Regions from separate parts of the Mus musculus genome. Here all the other regions are linked to region 1. The links are chromatin contacts, found by POLR2A ChIA-PET in ENCODE. All regions are on one chromosome and are shown on one strand. The core of a region is the stretch at or near the end of the contact, and the rest is flanking DNA. Distances in the headings are between cores, read along the strand shown.

Evidence for each region. ChIA-PET counts read pairs that join two places held with the same protein, here RNA polymerase II (POLR2A).
Region 2: POLR2A ChIA-PET joins it to region 1 with 16 read pairs in embryonic stem cell. The contact joins the promoter of Grb2 here to the promoter of H3f3b in region 1. POLR2A ChIA-PET finds 5 or more read pairs at or near these places in 3 of 5 experiments (Patski and embryonic stem cell).
Region 3: POLR2A ChIA-PET joins it to region 1 with 10 read pairs in Patski. The contact joins the promoter of Foxj1 here to the promoter of H3f3b in region 1. POLR2A ChIA-PET finds 5 or more read pairs at or near these places in 2 of 5 experiments (Patski and embryonic stem cell).

What each region holds. Positions count from the first base shown.
Region 1 is chr11:116,023,242-116,026,696 of GRCm38, forward strand. H3f3b (H3.3 histone B) reads right to left here and starts at 1,263. Exons shown (of 4, transcript NM_008211.3): 1 at 1,138-1,263; 2 at 641-778; 3 at 384-537; 4 at 1-294. The coding sequence starts at 768. The coding sequence ends at 166.
Region 2 is chr11:115,706,442-115,709,978 of GRCm38, forward strand. It overlaps Grb2 (growth factor receptor bound protein 2), which reads right to left and starts at 2,156. Exons shown (of 6, transcript NM_008163.4): 1 at 1,953-2,156.
Region 3 is chr11:116,333,914-116,337,146 of GRCm38, forward strand. It overlaps Foxj1 (forkhead box J1), which reads right to left and starts at 1,441. Exons shown (of 3, transcript NM_008240.3): 1 at 1,305-1,441; 2 at 129-795. The coding sequence starts at 626. It overlaps Rnf157 (ring finger protein 157), which reads right to left. Exons shown (of 19, transcript NM_027258.1): 19 at 2,432-3,233.

The DNA.
Region 1 (3,455 bases), core at 13-2,512:
GGTCTGTGAACAGTCAGTCACTCTTCCCATTCATCCTGAGTGAAAGATGGAATGACTTAAGTACAAATGCAACATATTATAAACAATTTCTTACAAAAAAAGTCACAAATTAAACCAAAGTATTTTACAGAATTTACTACAAAATGCCATAAAAACCGCTTCAACTTAAGCTCTCTCCCCCCGTATCCGGCGAGCCAACTGGATGTCTTTGGGCATGATGGTGACTCTCTTGGCGTGGATGGCACACAGATTGGTATCTTCAAACAACCCCACCAGGTATGCTTCGCTAGCCTCCTGTTGAGGACAAGAGCAACAGCATTAACACTCCTACTGGAGCAATCAAGCCGCCGCCCCGAGTGCCACCAAGCCTTTTGTCCCTTTACCTGAAGGGCACCGATGGCTGCACTTTGAAACCTCAAGTCGGTTTTGAAATCCTGGGCGATCTCCCTCACCAATCTCTGGAATGGCAGCTTCCGGATGAGCAGCTCAGTCGATTTCTGGTAACGACGGATCTCTCTCAGAGCCACGGTCCCTGGCCTGCAGTCACCAGAAGAAGGAAGGCGTCAACGGTCAGGGAGAAGGGAGAGAGCGCCCGCCCGCAAGCCGGCGGCCAAGTCATTGTTCCCAGCCCTCTGCCTACCTGTAGCGGTGAGGCTTCTTCACCCCGCCGGTAGAGGGCGCGCTTTTCCGAGCCGCCTTGGTGGCCAGCTGTTTGCGGGGGGCTTTCCCACCGGTGGACTTCCTAGCGGTCTGCTTGGTTCGGGCCATTTTTTTTCACCTGCGAGACAAGCGACGTTCAAGGCCAGGTCACCGGGCTCCGGCTGCCAGGCGCCCCTCCTCGCCGCAGCAGATGGCGGCCGCCGCCTCCTCCCCCTCCCCTAATGACTCAGGCTGCGCCGGGCTGCGGCCTCCCCCGGGAGGGGGAGCGCGGGGAGGAGCAACTTCCCGCTCCACGGGCGGCCGGAAACACCGCGGCGGGACCTGTGAGTCACCACCGGGAAGCAGACAGGACGGAGGTGGCGGAACGCGACCGAACTCGACCTCCCGGGCTGCCTCACCGACCAGACCGTCGGCTGCCAGCGACCGCGGTCCTAAAAGCCAGGGAGGCTCCGGCCGCCGGCAGAGCCGCGAACTCACCCAAAGCCGAGTCTGGGGCCCTTGCTGAGACCGAGGCGACGCTGGAAGCGCTCGAACAAGAGCCGCAATCGGCGAGCAGAACGGGCAGATACTCCACCAACGAACGACCAAACCGCTCTGCGCTCCAAGCCCCCCGACGCCTCCATATTTATAGAGACGCTGCACGCTGCGTCAGTGCGTCACAGAACCCTGATTTGCATACACCAACGACTTTTTCGATTGGCGGGAGCTTTCGCCGACGCGCTGACATCTCCCGACACAAAGGCCGTACTTCGGGGCCGTTTCCTGATTGGCCGGTGTTCAGGCCACTGATTGGCTGTTACAATTGCTTCAGGATTGGCTGGATGCAAAGAGGAACAGACGAATCAGAGTTTAGCACTAGGGAGCTCTTCTGATTGGATAAAATGGAGCTATGTTTGGATCCTTCTCTTGGTTCCAAAGCTCTACAATAGAAAGTCAATGCAAATGAATTGCACTAGTCTCCTGGAATTTAAGAAAGTTGGGTCGGCAAGAGTCTACGACTTTTTTGCATCAAGAGACCATTTTAGAGAGATTTTGCGTAAATATAATAATAGTAATTATTACTATTATTTTAATGTAGGATGAAATTATTCCCTGAATAATTTACTTTCTGTAATTTTCATCGTTTAATATAGTATGAGAAATGTAATCCAGTCAGTCATCTTACAGCATATAGTGTTTTGTGCACTGTAAATGCATACACATTCTAAAGCATAAAGCAATTGTTTGATGGGGAAGGGTAATAGACACAAAGAATCAAAATTCAAAAAAATTATTTCCGAGTTGGGTGGTGCTGCAGGCCTTTAATCTCAGCTTTTAGGAAGCTCAAAGGCAAGCAGATTTCTGTGAACATGAGGCCAGCCTGATCCACAGGGGGTGGGGGGTTCCAGGCCAAGCAGACCTACCTACAGAGATCTTGTCTTTTATAAATCCTGGTTTGTTTGTTTTTTCTCCAGGACTACATAAACCAAGCTCCAGGTGCATGAAGGTAATATCAGAGATGGAATCAGGATCCAAAATTCAAGGTCATTCACAGCTACTTAAGTCAAGGCCAGTCTAGGATATATAAAACAGTTTCAAGAAAACAAAAAACAACAAAAGGGGACTGTTCCTTGCATCCTAGCGCTCTGGAGGCAGGCAAAGCCATGTGAGTTTAAAGGCAGGACCACACCAGCAAAAGCTACCCAGGGAGACCGTGTCTCAAAACAAAACAACAAATACCTATTTTTGCATGTTTAATTCAGGCCATCACAAAATATTTTATTTCAATGTACTTAGAGTTAATAAGAAGTTGTCAGGCATGCTGGCACACACATTTCTTTAATCCCAGCAACCTGGAGACAGAGGCAGGTGGCTTTGAGGCCAACCTGGTCTACATAGAAATTACAGAATAGCCAGAGCTACTTAGTGAGTCTCTGTCTTAAAAACCAACCAAAGGGGGCTGGTGAGATGGCTCAGTGGGTAAGAGCACCCGACGGCTCTTCCAAAGGTCTGGAGTTCAAATCCCAGCAACCACATGGTGGCTCAAAACCATCCTAACGAGATCTGACTCCCTCTTCTGGAGTGTCTGAAGACAGCTACAGTGTACTTACATATAATAAATAAATAAATCTTTAAAAAAAAAAAAAAAAAAAAAAAAACCAACCAAAGAAGTAGTAATTACCTGCTTGTATATTTCTTGAACTATTTAATTCGACTGCATGAAATAAATACACCGGAAGAGTAACAACCTCAAGAGGGTGTCATGTCCATAAGGAGAAGATAATATAAAAAATGGGTGTCCTTGTGTAATATTTGGTAATTATTACTTATGTCAAAAACCTGACAGATTTTAGAAAGATGTCTGAATGTTTTGCCTGGTTGGTGCCCGTGGGAGTTAGAATAGGGTACTGGATTTACGGTTGGTTGTGAGCCACCATGTGGATGCTGAAAATTGAATCCAGGTCCTCTGCTAAAGCAACAAGTGCTCTTAATTGCTGAGCTATGTCTCCAGCATTATAAAAATACCACTTTTGGGGACAGGGATTGCGGTTGCAAGTTTGAGTTTGAGGCCAGCTTAGTCTACAGAACAAGTTCCAGGACATCCAGGGTTACATAGAGAAACCCTGTAAAATCCCAGTCTTTATCTTGTTTAATGAATTATCAGTATAATGAAATATTCAAATATAAGACAACAAAGCAAGTCTAAGTGTTACCAGTCAAAGCCCAGAAAAGTGAGACCTACTGCCTGCAAGTCCCCATCTTCCTGCCTTGGTGCCTCCAGAGTGCTGGGATTTCAGATGTGTCAGTGAGGACAT
Region 2 (3,537 bases), core at 906-3,405, 320 kb before region 1:
TCACAAAACAATAAATCTCAGTAACCATGGCCAATCAGCAGGTAACTAACTACCTCTCAGTGCTGCCTGTCGGGAGAGTGGCAGCTCTGTTTTGCCATCTCTGAAGTCTAACACTCCATAATTCTCTAAGGGCTGCTGTACACACGCGACATAGTGGAAATCATGAAAAAACCTCAGTAACACAGCAAACGGTGCTTAAAACCAACTATCGGGCCAGAGAGAAGAATATGGCTGCTCACAACCCTCTGTAACTCCTGTTCAAGGGGTATTGGTCCTCCTTTAGCATCTGAGGGCACCAGGCATGTACACACACACACACACACACACACACACGCCCGCGCGCACGCGCAGGTAAATACACTCAAGAATGTAAAAAACTTAAAAATCACTTTTAAAAGCCTGATTAGGACTAAATCATTTGTTAGGGTAGGTAGGTAGGCTTTAATTCACAAATATCAAAGTTCTCTTCTATTTCAAGCTATCTTACTTCACAAACTCCCATGGGTGATTTCTCACTTAACAATAGTTAACCTCACTAAAACCTTAAAAAGGAGTCTTTCAGCTCCCAAACTGACTCAATCTCCCTTACTAACAGTGAGGGGAAACAGGAGGGAGCAAGAAGGAAAATACTACGAACAAACCATGATCTGTGAAAAAAAAAAAACACCAAAATACAAGTAACACAAGCAAACAGGCAAAATCCACTTGTGAACTGGTCACTATCACTTACTTAGGGATGAATTCAGTCCTTTGAGTTTCCTAGTTCCCAGGGGGAGAACTTAAACAGCCCCCTACCACCAACACCACCACCCGCCCCCGCCCCCCTGGCTCCCAAGTAGCCCTCCTGGCTGCCTGATGAATACAGTGGACGTTAAAAAAGGAATGCAAACAGGGAAGGTATCTCCCTCCAAAAGAAAAGGGGATCTTAGAACGACGGAGAAAATGAACAGTGCCCAAACCAGCAGAAACTTGAAAATTATAACGGAGGAACAGCAAGAAGGGGAAGTAGATTTTTTTTTAAAGGGGGCGGAGGGACCAATGACTGGCGCTACAGATGCTTTTCGTGTCCCTAGTAGCGTAGAATGGAGACAGAAGGCAAAAACGGAAAAGTGAAAGAGAGGTGAAGAAGTCAAAAACAAAAAACAAAACAAAAAAACAACAACAACAAAACCCAGTTTCTCTAGCCTCTTTCTGAGTGTCAACAGCACCGAAAGATGACGTTGAACGCGCTTCGGCTACCCGGCAAACTGCACTGCTATAGCTTTTGAACACAGCCTAAAATCCCTTTCTTACCAACCCACACGACCTAAGAGTGTTGCAGGAACCAACGGGGCTCTCTCCCCAAAATTCCTTCCTTCCAGCATTCCTATCCGCTGCTGCTGCTGCTTCCCCCCCACCCCCCAACAAGTATTTTTTCCCCCTCAAGTCCTTCTAAAAAGAGAAGCGCCCAACTCTCACAAAGACCCGTCGGCGGGTCCGGGTAACAATCATTCTAAGTCACGGTGGATTCCCGCACACAATTCCACCGCAAGATGCCAAGAGGCGGTGACGTGGTGGCCTTGCAGGTCAAAGGAGCATCAATCACCACGTTAGCTGCGGGCACCGAATCCCCCGCCTCCCGGGCTCAGTCAGCCTGACTCAGAGCAGCAGCCTGCGCCTCTCGGCTGCTCCGGGCTCCCCAGCGTCCAGCCGGACGGCCGCCACACCAGACCTCCCCGGCGGGCCGGGTCTCTGCCCCCAGCGGGAGGAAGACCGGCACCAGGAAGGAAGCGCCCCAAAAGGGGAAACGAGGAGACGGCTGCGCAGCCGCTGCGCTCGGGTCCCAGCCTTCCCCGGCCCGCGAGCGGCCCTCCCCGGCAGCCCCGAGCAGCCCGGGCCCGAGCCGCTCGCCGCCGCGCGGCGCGGGGACCACGGAGCTCCCGCTCACTTCCCGCCCGCTCCCCTGCACTCACCGTGACGCGCCGTCCACTCCGTCACCCGGCCCGGCCCGCCCTGCGCTGCCGCCCGCAGCCGCCAACCTCGCTGCTGCTCCCTGACTGCGGCGCCCGCTGCCCCGACCGCCGTCCCGGCCGCAGCCCCGCTCGCTCTCGCCGCCGCCGCCGCCCGATCGCAGAAGCAACAGAGCAACCTAGCTTCCGCTCCTCGCCAGGGTCCCGCGAGAACTTCCCCACGCGGCCCCGCCCCGCCGCGCCCCGCCCCCGCGAGACTTCCCCCGGCGGAAAAGGCCCAGAGCGCAAGCGCTCCTCCTCCGCTCCGCCCGGCAGGTAGCCTAGAGGGGGGCTTCGCGCATGCGTCAGCTCGGCCCGCAGCAGGTGGCACGGACTCGGCTCCGCCCCTGGGCCGTTGTAACCCTCTACGTGCCGGAGCAAGTGAATTACAGCTCTGCTCTAGAGGAACGGCGCTTTCCACACTCTAATCACGTCCTTTCTACCAAAACAAAGCAAAGAGGCACCGAGGAGCGGGGAGAGATCTCAGGATGGCTCAACCCAAATAGAGGACCAGTTCTAGAAACGTTTGGGGATCTGGTTCGTGCAACCTGCAGTATTCGATGAATTGTTTGATTAGTCTGTTCACGCAGTGAACCACATACCCAGTGTAAGTAAGCACTGTGCTGGGTAAAGAAGATGAAACAACGAGCAGAGATCCTGGCCTTCAAGAGGTTAAATCGAGAGAAGCAGCAGAAGAGTAAACAAGTAATGTCTTGGCTGGAGAGACCTCTCAGGTCAAAAACTGCTTGCTGCTCTTCCAGAGGACCTGCACCCACACCAGATGGCTCACAACTGTCTGTAACCCCAGTTCCAGGAGACTTAGTGCCGCTGGCCTCTGATAGCACTAGCATTCACCTGCACACACCCTCATGCGCGCGCGCGCGCGCGCGCACACACACACACACACACACACACACACACACACACATACACACACAGCTATAACACTTACACATAGCTCTTTGGGGGAATGCTGAGGAAGCCAAAAAGATAGAGAAAGGCTGGCTCTGTTCCTCAGCCCACTGTATAAAAGACTTAACAAAGAAGGTGATGTGGAACTGAGTACTGGAGGGCGAGTAGGAGTTCCACAGCACAGGAGCCAGGGTAAGCGCTTAGCCAACAAACGGAATGGCACAGAACAGAGAGATGGATGGAGGCGTGAGAAAGTCGTGTTCTGTGCGATGCAAAGTGCATAGATAGGTTCCTGTGCGGGGCTGCCGGTTTTGGGGGAGTAGTAGATGAAGCTTGGAGAAGTACCTCTCAGTTCCAAAAGCTCTTTTCAATTATAGGAGAGCAAGAACACAGCCAATGTCAATGTGTTCTCTAGAAGCCAACAAAATACAGTTAAGAATACCCAAGCCTCTGCTACAATAATGAGTCCACTAAAATAAGGCAAGTGAATTGTTCTTTCGACAAGTGTTTACTGAACATCATTTGCAATTGAAAATGCCTTTCAGAGCAAAAGATGAAGCCAATGACTCCAGCAGTTTGCGATTTAGATAGAGCTACTTAGTTTCAAAGAGAAGAACGCTGGCCCTAAGTACCAGGG
Region 3 (3,233 bases), core at 191-2,690, 310 kb after region 1:
CTCATGAGGCCTGACCTCACAGCCAGGTGTCTCCTTGGCCTTGCAGATCTGGTATGCGAGCCTGGCTAAGTGCCAGAAGGAGGTCGTGAGGAGGGAGTGGCCACCACCCGCACCTCTCCTCCCCCTACCTGCCAGGTGGGGTCTGCATGGCGGAAGTAGCAGAAGTTGTCCGTGATCCACTTGTAGATGGCCGACAGAGTGATCTTGGTGGCCTTGCTGGCTTGCATGGCCATGCAGATGAGAGTGGCATAGGAGTAGGGTGGCTTCACGTGTGGGTTGGTGGCATAGTCCACGTCGTCAGGGGGCGGGGCCTGCAGCCCCGGGGGCGCGCTTCGAGATGTGCACGACGATGTGGGCTTGCCGGGTGTGTGCGGCTGCCCAAGGCAGGCAGGGTCTGCCGCCAGCGGTGACCCGGGCGCCACCAAGCCCGGCACTTGGTGGTAGCCGTGGGGGTCTGTGCCTCCTGGGGGAAGAGTGGGAGCCTTGGCGTTGAGAATGGAGAATTCCTGCAGCCATTGCAGGCTGGTCAGGCTGTCATCCAGGGCGTCCGGCTCCTCCATGCCGCCCTCCGGCCCGGCTTCCTCTCCGGGACCCGCTCCGCAGAGGCGCAGCCAGCTCTCCGCCATGTCTGCGGGGACTCTCCGAAGGGGCGGTCAACATCCACAGGCTGAGCCGGAGTGGCCCGCCGCGCTCTCTGGCCCGCTGGTAACCCAGACTCCAGTTACACAGTCTCCAGAACACTCACTTCCATTCTGCGACCCAGGGGGTCGCCTCCTCCGAACACGAATGTGAGGCCTGCGGGAGCACCACGGAACTGAACACTCTTCCCCTACCCCGAGAGGAAAGAGGCGCCTTAGGGGGGGAGCCCCTCACATTCATCCCCGCAGCCTGTGGCGAGGTCAGGGAAACACAGGACCCTGGTCTGATCCTGCGTCTCCACCTCTCTCCATCTGCCCTTGAAGGGTTTGTTGGCCACAATGAGGGAAGAGGGTAGGAAGGCCCAAACTAACTCTTTTCCCCAAAGAGTGGGAAACTAAGATCACATCCCAATAGTCCAGGGGGGTCAGTACGACGCGGCTGGGGCAAAGTAGGTCATCTGATCCTTGAAAAGAGGTGTTAGGATGAAGGGTCTCGGGAAAGGAAGGTCACAGGACCGAGTTATGGAGGAGCAGGAAGCGATCTCCCGAACTCCTCAGATTTCATTTTCGTGGCCCCACTACTTCTGTGGGCGACCGATGGACTGGATAGCCAGCAGGTCCCGACGCCCTCCCATCCCGTGGTCCACAGCCCTCCCAGTCCCTTACCTGGCTCAGAGCGCAGCCAGCCAGAGGAAGGTTCTGGAAGAAGTTCCTCCCACCTCCCGCGGTTCTCTGTCCCCAGCTCGAGGGCTGTGCTGGCGCCCCTCTTCGCGCCCCCCCCCCTCGCCCGACGGCGCTTCTCTGAGCGCCGACGGCCCGGGGACCGGCATTAAGTAGACGCTCGGAAGGCTTCTTCTGCTGCCATGGCGACGCCCCGCCCCCATAAACAGCTTCCGCTGCTGTCATTGGCCAGTACGTCTCCAAGGAGACCGCGGGCCCTTGCAGCTCCTCTGGCGGCAACTCTCTGGAACTCTCTGGTTCTGCCGCCCTCTCCCGCGCCACCCAGCCCCCTACCCGCCACCGAGATCCGACTCTGTGCATTCCCGCCCGAGGGCCCCGCGCTGGGTCTCACGGCGGGTGCTCGGCTCCCGCTCGAGGCCCCGGGAACCCCTCCCCCAACGCGTCGGGTTTGACCGCTGAGGGGACCCAGCCCCGGATTCTGCAGACCAAGTCTCGGGGAACCGTGCCCTTGAAGTCTTTGCCCTCACCGGGCTGCCAGTGGCCTTTGTCTGGTTTCTGGGGCCTTTCCCTGGTCCCCGAGTGTCTTCTCTGGTGCCCACAGGCAAGTTTGACTCTCTGATGCCACCTGTCGCTTATAATCCGCAGAAACGGCCACACAGCTCGCAGACACACCGAGGCGGGTAGGGTAACCCAGCGTCTCCCGGTAAGCAGCTCGCCCACTCACCCTGCTCAAGTTCCCGGAAGCTGGCATTCCAGGGGCATCTGCGGAGGTGCTGCCCTTTCAGACAGTCTAGGAAGCAGAGCCAGCCGGCAAAAAACAGAAAAGCCCTGGGCCTGCAAGATTCTCAAAGAGGTCATTTGTTCTACTGATTTAGCCAGGAACTGGTTAAGTGATGGGAACTACTAAGCATAAGGGATTCTGGGCCCTAGCTTTCCCTATTGCCATCAGCTTTGGGGTTCTTTAATAATTGACGAGCTGCAGGATTGGAAGTGATCGGGTTTAAGGCAGATGCAGAAGCAGGTAGGGCAGTCAGGAATGGAGCTGGCCTTGTACCCAGGTCTGCAGAAATACTAAAAAGAGCCTGAGCCACTGACTGAAACGAATACGTTCACAAACGAATTCACGTTGTAATTAATGGCTCCCTTGCCCCTGTAAACAGTTTTATTCACTTTTAAGAATCATGCAGCAATCCATAAATATTGCATCTTGATGTCCCCACTGTAATGTGCCTATAAGTGTACTCCATGAATGTGAGGGGTACACAGATGGCACATACAGAGCACACGCACGCACACACACACATACACACACACATACACACAGGTGTTCAGGCCCTAAAACAAAGTGTGCAGCCAGCACGCCAACACCAGATGGACAGGACTAGTTCCCCAGTGGGATGGATGGCTTAGGGTTTGAGTCTGTGCCTGGCAGATGTCACAGGGGATAGACACTCTGGTGGGATGAAATTAGGTAAAGCAAAAAGGCTCTTTGAGGAGGCCAAGATCTGGGCAGTACCAAGCATGGAAAGGTGCAGATACTGTGTGATGAGGAGCCAACGGCACCAGGAGAACATGCCTGACTCTGTACATTTGAGCCCCAAGAAAGGGATGGTTCCCAAATGGACTGGGTTGTGTGGCAGCTGACAGTGGGCCACCCTGTGAATGGGCTATTTCTGCTTGCCAAGAAGTAAAAGGGCAGAGTGAGGGGCGGAATGAGCAAGGCAGAGCAAAGGGTATGCTAACCTGGGTGCCTGGATTATGGAATTCAGGCTGAGCACTTGTGAAGGGAGACGGAAGGGCTGATTATAATGGCTTTTTCGAGGGTTCCTGGCCACTGTGGCTACTGTTTACCCGAATCTCCTTCATCTCAGCTTCTTCCCCTCCTCCCAGGTCACACCACACTGTGAACACCGC